Linked DNA regions of Homo sapiens: all the other regions are linked to region 2. Evidence: chromatin contacts called from ENCODE Hi-C or POLR2A ChIA-PET data. All regions are on one chromosome and are shown on one strand. The core of a region is the stretch at or near the end of the contact, and the rest is flanking DNA. Distances in the headings are between cores, read along the strand shown.

Evidence for each region. Hi-C counts contacts between places; a loop is a spot of excess contacts on that map. ChIA-PET counts read pairs that join two places held with the same protein, here RNA polymerase II (POLR2A). Pooled maps may share reads with other maps.
Region 1: a loop to region 2 is called in a map of naive thymus-derived CD4-positive, alpha-beta T cell, with 17 times the contacts of the local background. The contact joins the promoter of TECR here to the promoter of JUND in region 2. A Hi-C loop is called at or near these places in 1 of 168 maps with a recorded cell type or tissue (naive thymus-derived CD4-positive, alpha-beta T cell) and 7 of 50 pooled maps. POLR2A ChIA-PET finds 5 or more read pairs at or near these places in 1 of 52 experiments (HEK293).
Region 3: a loop to region 2 is called in a pooled map, with 13 times the contacts of the local background. The contact joins the promoter of DDX39A here to the promoter of JUND in region 2. A Hi-C loop is called at or near these places in 1 of 50 pooled maps. POLR2A ChIA-PET finds 5 or more read pairs at or near these places in 4 of 52 experiments (AG04449, WTC11, activated B cell and 1 more).

Annotation. Positions count from the first base shown.
Region 1 is chr19:14,528,163-14,531,503 of GRCh38, reverse strand. It overlaps TECR (trans-2,3-enoyl-CoA reductase), which reads right to left and starts at 1,910. Exons shown (of 13, transcript NM_138501.6): 1 at 1,793-1,910. The coding sequence starts at 1,807. MIR639 (microRNA 639) reads right to left here and starts at 1,961; the gene lies at 1,864-1,961. It also overlaps a transcript of DNAJB1 not described here. RefSeq lists enhancers at 1,159-1,218, 1,582-2,166 and a silencer at 1,819-2,108.
Region 2 is chr19:18,279,806-18,283,461 of GRCh38, reverse strand. It overlaps JUND (JunD proto-oncogene, AP-1 transcription factor subunit), which reads left to right and starts at 1,840. Exons shown (of 1, transcript NM_005354.6): 1 at 1,840-3,656. The coding sequence starts at 1,978. The coding sequence ends at 3,021. It overlaps MIR3188 (microRNA 3188), which reads right to left and starts at 1,385; the gene lies at 1,301-1,385. LOC124904652 (a long non-coding RNA gene) reads right to left here and starts at 1,370. Exons shown (of 2, transcript XR_007067154.1): 1 at 332-1,370. RefSeq lists silencers at 1,362-2,361, 2,942-3,251 and an enhancer at 1,855-2,706.
Region 3 is chr19:14,416,779-14,420,590 of GRCh38, reverse strand. DDX39A (DExD-box helicase 39A) reads left to right here and starts at 1,250. Exons shown (of 11, transcript NM_005804.4): 1 at 1,250-1,321. RefSeq lists silencers at 1,421-1,520, 3,668-3,757, 3,778-3,812 and enhancers at 1,641-1,780, 2,191-2,250, 2,621-2,670.

The sequences.
Region 1 (3,341 bases), core at 661-3,160, 3.8 Mb after region 2:
TTGCGGTGAGCCAAGATCACGCCATTGCACTCCAGCGTACTCAACAAGAGCGAAACTCCGTCTCAAAAAAAGGCTTCAAAGGATTGTGGGTAAATTTCCAAAAATAGTAGCAATAAAGGGGGCAGGAGGCAGAGGTAGTAATATTCAACTTGTCAATAAAAACAAACAGCCGGGCGCACTAGCTCACACCTGTAATCCCAGTACTTTGGGAGGCCGAGGAGGGCAAATCACTTGAGGTCAAGAGTTTGAGGCCAGCCTGGTCAACATGGTGAAACCCCCATCTCTACTAAAAATACAAAAAATTAGCCGGGCATGGTGGCGGTCACCTGTAATCCCAGCTATTCAGGAGGCTGAGGCAGGAGAATCGCTTAAACCCAGGAGGCGGAGTTTGCAGTAGGCCGAGATCGCGCCATTGCACTCCAGCCCGGGCAATAAGACCGAAACTCTGTCTCCAAAAGAAAAAAAAAATCCTTCTACGTATCCAAGGTACCTAGAGTAGTCAATTCATTAAGACGGAATGGTGGCTGAGTAGAATGGTGGCTGCCAGAGGTGGAGGTGGAGAGGAATGGGGAGTTAGTATTTAACGTCTACAGCTTCTGTTTTCCAAGATGCAAAGAGTTCTGGAGATGGGTGGTGGTGATGGTTGCACAACAATGTGAATGTTCTTAATGCCACTGAACTGCACACTTAAAAATAGTCAAGATGGTAAATTTTATGTGTATTTTGCCAGAATTTTTTAAATTGGAGGGGAAGTGAGAAACAAGAAATCGCTCGACCTGCTATTTTTCATTTGAGGACCAGCATGGCATAGTGGCTAGGAACTAAGACCTTGGCGTCCTGAGTTCCCCTATCTGTTTTGCATTTACTAACTAGGGGCCTTTGAACAAGTCACTTTATATCTCTGAGACTTTATTCATCCTTACAAACAGGAATAATAATAGTTCTTATACAAGGTAACAGAATCTCACCAGCACAAGAGTAAGCACTTGCTAAATTGTTATTTTGAATTTTAATAACAAATTTTATTATTTGATGATAGTTACTTAAAAGTCAGCAATAATTCAGGGATAATTGGTTGAATTATTAATATTATATTATCACCTAGGGCGATAAGCACATCAGAAGACTTCGTTTTAAGGGAAAAAGAGACCCAAGTTAGGAGTCAGAAGACTTGGGCTTCAAGAGTGGCTGTGGGTGGGTATAAGATTTCTCCTTGGTGACACCCAAGGGTTGACGTAGATGACCTCTTTGATAACCAGAAAGCAAGATCAGCTTCGCTGCTCTGCGAAAGCCAGCCGTGGAGCTGCACCTCCCTCACCGCCTAAGTCTCCCGGGAACGTCCCGGGCGAGGGAAGGGGTCCAAAGGTCGTACACAAGAATACTGATAGCAAAGCCCCTTCCTACGCTGGTGACGGCGGCGTGGCGCAAGATTTGTGCAAGACTCCCTCGGATTGGGAGCAAGGGTCCCGCACCTTCGTGGCTCCCATGACAAAGTCTGCAACTCAGCCCGCTGGGGGAGCTGCAAGGAACCTGCAAGCGTCCCAGCCCCTGCAGAGACCCCCAAGAAAAAGTACCCCCAAAACAGCCTGGGTTGCAGATTTATAAATACTTCCTGCGCACATGCGCATTGGAATTTACGAGTGGCCCGGGGCGCAACGCTTGCCCACTGCGCCTGCGCCGTCTGGCTCTTCCTTCGGGGCACAGGACCAGAAAGTGGGGTCCCGTGGTCCCGCAAAGAAGGAAAAAGAATGGGTCAGCAGTGGCCACACGGCCCCTGTTTCTCGCTTCTTACCTCGTAATGCTTCATGGCTCCCTCCCACGGCGGCTACTGCTCCGCGGCTGCTGCTGCCTAACTGCGCGGCACAGCACAGGCTCCCTACAGCGCTCGCAACCGCAGCGATAGACTAAACGCGGCTCTGCGTCCGCCCCGCCCCTCCAGGCCGCGCGCGCCCCGTCGGCCAATCAGGGCACGAGGCGCCCACGTTCGCCCCTGCTCCTTGGGGCCGGTCCGAACCAAGACTAGGACTAGCACCAGGGGATTGACCAATCAACTTGCGAGACCAATCGAAGGGGGCGGAACGCCTGTAGGAGGGGCTAAAGAGAAGGGGCTTGACCATCCACCAATCCAAAGGAGGTCTCTGCCCCGCGCGTCCCTTTGCCACGCCCCCTGATGGCGTCGCTGTGGAAACCAAGGTAAGCGACGGTTAGGCCAGACGCGGGGGCGGGGTAAGAAGTTGAGTGACAGGCAAGGCAGCATCCACATGACAGGCGGCGCCGAAGGGGTAAATTCTGAGGTGGGCGGCCCCCGGGGTACACCGGGAACAGCAGGAGAGGGCTAGGGGCTGGGGTCGCGGGCTGCGGAGTCTGGTTGGCGAGGAGGTCACTATGGGAGGAGACTCTTGAGTGGGAGGGAAGGAAAGGCGAAACGGAGTCGCGAAAAGCTCCCCATTTGGGAACCCCCAACCTGCAAGAACCTTGAGCCCCAGCCCCATTCTGGGGTGGCTTCACTGCCGTTTTTAATGAAAGCCCCGCCCCACTTTGTTTTTCTGTTTTGTTTTGTTTTTGAAACAATCTCGTTCTGTCCCCCAGCTGGAGTGCAGTGGCGCAATGACGGCTCACGCAACCTCCGCCTCCCGGGTTCAAGCGATTCTCATGCCTCAGCCTCCCAAGTAGATGAGATTACAGGCACCCGCCACCACGCCCGACTAATTTTTGTATTTTTTTTAGTAGAGACGGGGTTTCCCCATGGTTGGCCAGGCTGGTCTTGAACTCCTGACCTCAGGTGATCCTCCCGCCTCAGCCTCCCAAAGTGCTAGGATTACAGGCCTGAGCCACCCCGCCCGGCCCCCCTCCACACTTTGCTCCGCCCTATGGACAGGGGAACTACATTGGTCTCTGCCTGACGTCCAGAATCGTGTCTAGTGGCTCCAATGGGGCCACTGAGCCCTTGAAATGGGGCTGGTCCAGGCCGGGAACGATGGCTCACACCTGTAATCCTAGCACCTTGGGAGGCCGAGGGGGGCAGATCACGAGGTGAGGAGTTCGAGACCAGCCTGGCAGATATGGTGAAACCTCATCGCTACTAAAAATACAAAAATTAGCCGGGCGTGGTGGTACACACCTGTAGTCCCAGCTAATCAGGAGGCTGAGGCAGAAGAATTGCTTGAACCCGGGAGGCGGAGGTTGCAGTGAGCCAAGATCTCGCCACTACACTCCAGCCTGAGCAACAGACCGTCTCAAAAAAAAAAAAAGAAAAAAGAAAAAGAAATGGGACTGGTCCAAATTGAGATGTGCTGTAAATGAAAAACACATAAATTTCTGGCCAGGCACGGTGGCTCACA
Region 2 (3,656 bases), core at 591-3,090:
CCTTTTGTTGCATTCACCTTTATTTTTTATTTTTTTTTGAGACTGGAGTCTCACTCTGTCTCCCAGGCTGGAGTGCAGTGGCACAATCTCAGCTCACTGCAACCTCTGCCTCCCGGGTTCAAGCGATTCTCATGTCTCAGCCTCCTGAGTAGCTGGGATTACAGGTGCACACCACCACACCCGGTTAATTTTCGTATTTTTTTTTTTTTTTGTATTTTTGTATTTCGGCCAGTCTGGTCTTGAACTGCTGACCTCAAGTGATCTGCCTGCCTCGGCCTCCCAAAGTGCTGGGATTACAGGCATGAGCCACCACACCCAGCCCCGCATTCACCTTTAATACTGAGCATCCATTCTATGCGAGGCCCTGTCAGCAGGCTCAGCATAGGCAATGTCCCTGACCTTCAGGGACTATGGTCCACTCCATCATTCTGGCAGATTCAGAGGCTACAATAAAGGAGTAAAGTCTGAGGGTGGGGCACTTCCTGAAGACACATCTTTGCACTGGGGGAAGGGAGTACCAAGCAGAGAGCATAGCACGTGCAAAGGCCCAGAGGTACGATTAGTCCTGCAACTGGGAGGCCAAGGATCAGAGAGAGTGAGGGGAAGGAGGTCAGGGAAAGGAGGGTGTGGGCTCCATTCAGACAGAGGTGGGGAGCTGGAGGGGTGCATGCAGAGGCTGTAGGTCAGATCCAGATGTCCTAAGGATCCCTTGTGAGTATTGGTGGGGTGGGTCCATCTCTCCTCCCTCACACCCCCTTCCCAGCCAGTCTTAATAGTGGCTCATTAAGCCCTAACAGCCATGATAGTGGTAACAAGCATGTAATAATTATACCCGGCATTCCTGCCTCATCAGCCCAGCCCCTGGAGTTGGGCACCCTCGCCCAGGACATCACAGCCCTGGCAGACCTGGGGTTAAAACGTGGGCGGCGGAAGGAAGGGGCTGCGCAGGGGCCTGGACTCCCAGGTTCTAGGGTTCTAAGGGTGGACAAGAGCTCAGGCCTAGTCACAGCCCGGGCCCTGCTGTGACTCCTAGCTAACTCTCGGGGGATGGTCACTCCACCTCTCTGAGCCCAGTTTCCCATCTGTAAAGGCAGGAAGTAGGACTCCTGGTTCTAGAACGCACTCAGTGAAAATGATCAGGATCCAAGCGCTTTCAGCAACTTCTGGCGACCCTCCTCTCCCCTCCCGTCTCTTCCTGAGCAATCACACGCGGGGTGGAGGGAGGGAGGGAAGGAAGGAGGGAGGGTGAGGAACGCAGACCTCCCCACACCCCCGGCGAGCCCCCGGACACAGCCCCACCAGGCCTCCAGCCCCGTATCCGCACAAAGCCTCTCCAGAAGGCGCGCTAGGGGAGGCCCTGGCGGCACAGCAGAGCAGGAGGCGCCAAGGAGTTATTTAGCCATGCGGGACCCCATCCCCCTCCAGTCCCCGGAGGCCGGCACCGCCCCCGCCCCCGCCCCCGCCCGGCCGGGGCCCCACGCGCGGACACGGGGCGGGGCCTCGGGGCGGGCGGGCGCCTGGTGGCCCGGGCCCATCACGCCACCCGGGACGTGCCTTGGCGGAGGCGGCGCCGGGGAGATCGGTCGTACACAGCGGTCCCGGGGCGGGGTGACCCGGCCCGGGCGCGCGGCCGCCCCCATGACGTCAACCCACAAGGCAGCGCGCTGTTGTGGCGTTTACCGCGCGTCGCCGGGGCAACGGCGGCCGGGCGGGCGTCGGCGGCTTGGCCCCGCCCCTCCATGCAAATGAGCGACGTCACCCGCACCCAATGGCGAACGGGGGCGGTGAGCTCATCGCGCCGAGCCGAGGCTATAAGAGGGCGCACAAGTGGCGCGGCGCAGGAGCCGCCGCCAGTGGAGGGCCGGGCGCTGCGGCCGCGGCCGGGGCGGGCGCAGGGCCGAGCGGACGGGGGGGCGCGGGCCCCCCGGGAGGCCGCGGCCACTCCCCCCCGGGCCGGCGCGGCGGGGGAGGCGGAGGATGGAAACACCCTTCTACGGCGATGAGGCGCTGAGCGGCCTGGGCGGCGGCGCCAGTGGCAGCGGCGGCAGCTTCGCGTCCCCGGGCCGCTTGTTCCCCGGGGCGCCCCCGACGGCCGCGGCCGGCAGCATGATGAAGAAGGACGCGCTGACGCTGAGCCTGAGTGAGCAGGTGGCGGCAGCGCTCAAGCCTGCGGCCGCGCCGCCTCCTACCCCCCTGCGCGCCGACGGCGCCCCCAGCGCGGCACCCCCCGACGGCCTGCTCGCCTCTCCCGACCTGGGGCTGCTGAAGCTGGCCTCCCCCGAGCTCGAGCGCCTCATCATCCAGTCCAACGGGCTGGTCACCACCACGCCGACGAGCTCACAGTTCCTCTACCCCAAGGTGGCGGCCAGCGAGGAGCAGGAGTTCGCCGAGGGCTTCGTCAAGGCCCTGGAGGATTTACACAAGCAGAACCAGCTCGGCGCGGGCGCGGCCGCTGCCGCCGCCGCCGCCGCCGCCGGGGGGCCCTCGGGCACGGCCACGGGCTCCGCGCCCCCCGGCGAGCTGGCCCCGGCGGCGGCCGCGCCCGAAGCGCCTGTCTACGCGAACCTGAGCAGCTACGCGGGCGGCGCCGGGGGCGCGGGGGGCGCCGCGACGGTCGCCTTCGCTGCCGAACCTGTGCCCTTCCCGCCGCCGCCACCCCCAGGCGCGTTGGGGCCGCCGCGCCTGGCTGCGCTCAAGGACGAGCCACAGACGGTGCCCGACGTGCCGAGCTTCGGCGAGAGCCCGCCGTTGTCGCCCATCGACATGGACACGCAGGAGCGCATCAAGGCGGAGCGCAAGCGGCTGCGCAACCGCATCGCCGCCTCCAAGTGCCGCAAGCGCAAGCTGGAGCGCATCTCGCGCCTGGAAGAGAAAGTGAAGACCCTCAAGAGTCAGAACACGGAGCTGGCGTCCACGGCGAGCCTGCTGCGCGAGCAGGTGGCGCAGCTCAAGCAGAAAGTCCTCAGCCACGTCAACAGCGGCTGCCAGCTGCTGCCCCAGCACCAGGTGCCCGCGTACTGAGTCCGCGCGCGGGGCGCATGCGCGGCCACCCTCCCCAAGGGGCGGGCTCGCGGGGGGGTGTCGTGGGCGCCCCGGACTTGGAGAGGGTGCGGCCCTGGGGACCCCCCCTCCCCGAGTGTGCCCAGGAACTCAGAGAGGGCGCGGCCCCCGGGGATTCCCCCCCCCCGAGGGTGCCCAGGACTCGACAAGCTGGACCCCCTGCTCCCGGGGGGGCGAGCGCATGACCCCCCCGCCCTCGCGCTGCCTCTTTCCCCCGCGCGGCCGCCCCGTGTTGCACAAACCCGCGCGTCTCGGCTGCCCCTTTGTACACCGCGCCGCGGAAGGGGGCTCCGAGGGGGCGCAGCCTCAAACCCTGCCTTTCCTTTACTTTTACTTTTTTTTTTTTTTCTTTGGAAGAGAGAAGAACAGAGTGTTCGATTCTGCCCTATTTATGTTTCTACTCGGGAACAAACGTTGGTTGTGTGTGTGTGTGTTTTCTTGTGTTGGTTTTTTAAAGAAATGGGAAGAAGAAAAAAAAATTCTCCGCCCCTTTCCTCGATCTCGCTCCCCCCTTCGGTTCTTTCGACCGGTCCCCCCTCCCTTTTTTGTTCTGTTTTGTTTTGTTTTGCTACGAGTCCACATTCCTGTTTGTAATC
Region 3 (3,812 bases), core at 1-2,500, 3.9 Mb after region 2:
CTTTACCAAATTTTTAAAAATTAGCTGGGCATGATAGGTAACAAGAGTGACACCCTGAAGAAAGAAAGAAGAAAGTGGAGGGAAAGAGGGAGGAAGGATGATAGGAAAATAAATCTGCCAGGATCTAATAAAGCTTAGTGACCATGCCACCATGCCACTCCTAAGTATTTAAAAGAAATGAAAATTTATCTTCCCCAAAATACTCTTACAGTACAAGCTCTATTAACAGTGGCCAAAGACCGGAAACAATCAATTGGCCAAGAACAGGTGAGTGAAACTATATTGGCTACATTATAGTATAGCCACACAATGAAATACCACTCAGCAGTAAAAAATAACGAGCTGTTGATATCCCCACAACATGGACAACTCTCAAAAACACTTTGCTGCGGCCAGGCAGGGTGGCTCATGTAATCCCAGCACTTTGGGAGGCGGAGATGGGCAGATCACATGAGGCCAGGAGTTCGAGACCAGCCTGGCCAACATGGCGAAACCCCTCTCTACTAAAAATATGAAAATTAGCCAGGTGTGGTGGCGGGCGCCAGCAGTCCCAGCTACTCAGGAGGCTGAGGCAGGAGAATCGCTTGAACCCGAGAGGCGGAGGTTGTGGTGAGCAGAGATCGCGCCACTGCACTCCAGCCTAGGTGACAGAGCCAGACTCCGTCTCAAAAAAACAGCTTTGTTGAGCAAAAGTCAGACACAAAAGACAACCTATTGCATGCTTCTACTAACGTGAAAATCAAGGAGACAAAACTATCGTGGAGCGATAGAAATCCAAATACTGCAAAATGTTCTGTCCATTTGAGTCATTCCAAGCTCCCTATTCTTTTCAGAGCCTACACTGTGGAGGACCCCCAGGCCGCAGATTGATAGCAACTGGGACAGTTCTGGTTTCAGCGCCCAGCGCAGACGCCACTCTTCGAAAAGGTGGGGCACACGCCAAAACGCAATCATCCGGTCTTCAGTTATCAGTACTAAACATGGCGGCTCCCACCGAGCACCACACCCAGATCACGAGACCGCGCGCTGTCGGAGCCAGTCTGTCGGCTCACTGGGGCGCGCCTACTTTTAGATTGACCAATAAACGCGAGGCGTAAGGCACGCCCTCTTTCTTCCCGTCTCCGCCAATAATCTCCCGGTCCCTTCCACAGGACCCAATCACCGCTTCGGCCTCTCTTGAATGAAAAGGCAGCGGCCCAGTCAGCAGAGCAGCAGCCCGACGCAAGAGGCAGGAAGCGCAGCAACTCGTGTCTGAGCGCCCGGCGGAAAACCGAAGTTGGAAGTGTCTCTTAGCAGCGCGCGGAGAAGAACGGGGAGCCAGGTGAGCAGCGGATCCCGGGCGCGGGGCCGCGGTGTGGGGACGTCTGAACTGAGAGCGAGAGGACGAGGGGAGACGTTGGGATCTAAGGGGAGGGGGAGAAAGGGTCGCGAGACGGTGGGGGCGGGGCGGTTGGTGTGTCAGAGCGCTGTGTGTTGGCCGTTGGGCACCGGGGCGCATGCGCTAGGGGTGGGCCAGCCGTTGGCGCGCGGTGCTCGGGGCTCGGGGCCCGCTTCTCGGAGGGGCTGTCATGGCCTACGGCGCTCCGAGCCCCACTTGGAGTCTGTCAGTTCGTCCGAATAGACCCCGCGGCGGCCTGGGGCCATTTGGAGAGGGACGAGGGGGTGACGCCGGGGTCTGGGGCCTGGGTGGGAGAAGTTGGAGCTTTCAGTTGTCAGGGGTTTCTTTGGGTCCGAGGGACTTGATCCCTTTCCCAGTCTACCTTCTTCTTGGTCTACTTTTTACGGGATTCGGGATTCTGAGATTTAGAGCAAATAAGACTTTATTTTGGAAGGCCGGGCGCGGTGGCTCTTGTAATCTCAGTACTTTGGGAGAGACCAAGGAGGGCGGATCACTTGAGGTCAGGAGTTCGAGACCAGCCTGGCCAACATGGTGAAACCTCGTCTCTACTCAAAATACAAAAAAAAATCAGCCGAGCGTGGTGGCGAGCGCCTGTGGTCCCAGCTACTCGGGAGGCTGAGGCACGAGAATCGCTTGAACCCGGGAGGTGGAGGTTACAGTGAGCCGAGATCGCGACACTGCACTCCAGCCTGGGTGACAGAGCGAGATTCTGCCTCAAAAAAAACAGAATGAAAAAAAGATTTTCTTTTGGAAATAGGAGTCCCCAGGTGGGAATAAACTCCGGGGTGGAAAGCCTGCCTGGGGACACTTGAGGGTAACTGGGTACACGTGGCGTGTCTGGGTTGTGAGTTCCCCGCTGTCACCTTTCAAGTTCATGCGCTCCTGGCGCCTTAGCGGTCATGGCCACCCACTTTGGGCGGGGAAAACCCCGCCGGATCCTTTCCTGATCTAATCAGTTTTGAGCTTTAGATCCTGTCCAGCCCGGTTTCTCGAAAATTTTATCTTAGCAGATTCGGTTCACCCCAATTTATTTATCTCTCTCTCTCTTTTTTTTTTTTTTTTTTTTTTTTTGAGACAGAGCCTTGCTCTGTCGCCCAGGCTGGAGTGCAGTGACACTATCTCGGCTCACTGCAGCCTCCGTCTTCCGGGTTCAAGCAAGCACATCCGGCTAATTTTTGTATTTGTAGTAGAGACGGGGTTTCACCATGTTGCCCAGGCTTGTCTCTAATTCCCGACTTCAAGTGATCCGCCCGCTTCGCCTCCCAAAGTGCTGGGATTACAGGCATGAGCCACCACGCTGGGCCCCAATTTCTTTTTTTAAATTTATTTTTCTTGAGAAAGGGTCTCCCTCTGTCACCCAGGCTGGAATGCCATGGCGCCATCACTGGCAGCCTCGACCTCCTGGCTCAAGCGATCCTCCCGGCACAGCCTCCCAAGTAGCTGGGACTACAGGCCCATGCCACCACACCGGGCTAATTTTTTTCTTTTTTTAATTTCTACTTATTTATTTTTTAGCCTTTGCTACATAGAAGGTGCCCCTTGGGCTATGTGTTTTTTAAGTTTTTTTAAGTTTTAGGGTACATGTGCACAACGTGCAGGTTTGTTACATATGTATACATGTGCCATGTTGGTGTGCTGGACCCGTTAACTCGTCATTTGCATTAGGTATATCTCCTAATGCTGTCCCTCCCCCCTCCCCCCACCCACCCGGCTACTTTTTTAAAAATTGTTTTTGTATAGACGCGGTCTCGACTTATTGTCCAGGTTGGTCTCGAACTCCTGGGCTCAAGCCATCCTCCCACGCTGGCTTCTCAAAGTGCTGGGATTACAGAAGTGAGGCACCATGCCGGGCCTGCCCCAAATTTATTTCCCCACCAACAAAACAACTTTGCTTTATTTCCTTAAAATACACCATCTCTTGGCCACCTAGATTTGGAGCCCAGAATAGACTGTGGCTTTTCTCTACCCATGGATTGGTCAGGGGATGTTCCTGTCTTTTGGCATGTCCCACCCTTTCTTTCCTTACCTCACGCCCCTACCCTGGTTACTTCTCTTTTATTTGGTGACTGGTTTTCCCTGCTACTGGTCTTAACCTACCCCTTCATCGGAGGAGTAAGTTACAGTACTCTTGGGCAGATCCTGATTGAGTGGCTCAGCTCCAATCTAATTAGCAGTTCCCTATTGCTTAACAAGTACACAGGCCCAGGCTGGGCGTGGTGGGTGGCTCATTCCTGTAATCCCAGCACTTTGGGAGGCAGAGGCAGGAGGTTTGCTTGAGTCCAGGAGTTCACGACCAGCCTGGGAAACGTGGTGAAACACTGTCTCTACTAAAACAAAAATTAGCCAGGCGTGGTGGCATGCACCTGTAGTCCCAGCTACACAGGAAGCTGAGGTGGTGGACTCACTGGGCCTG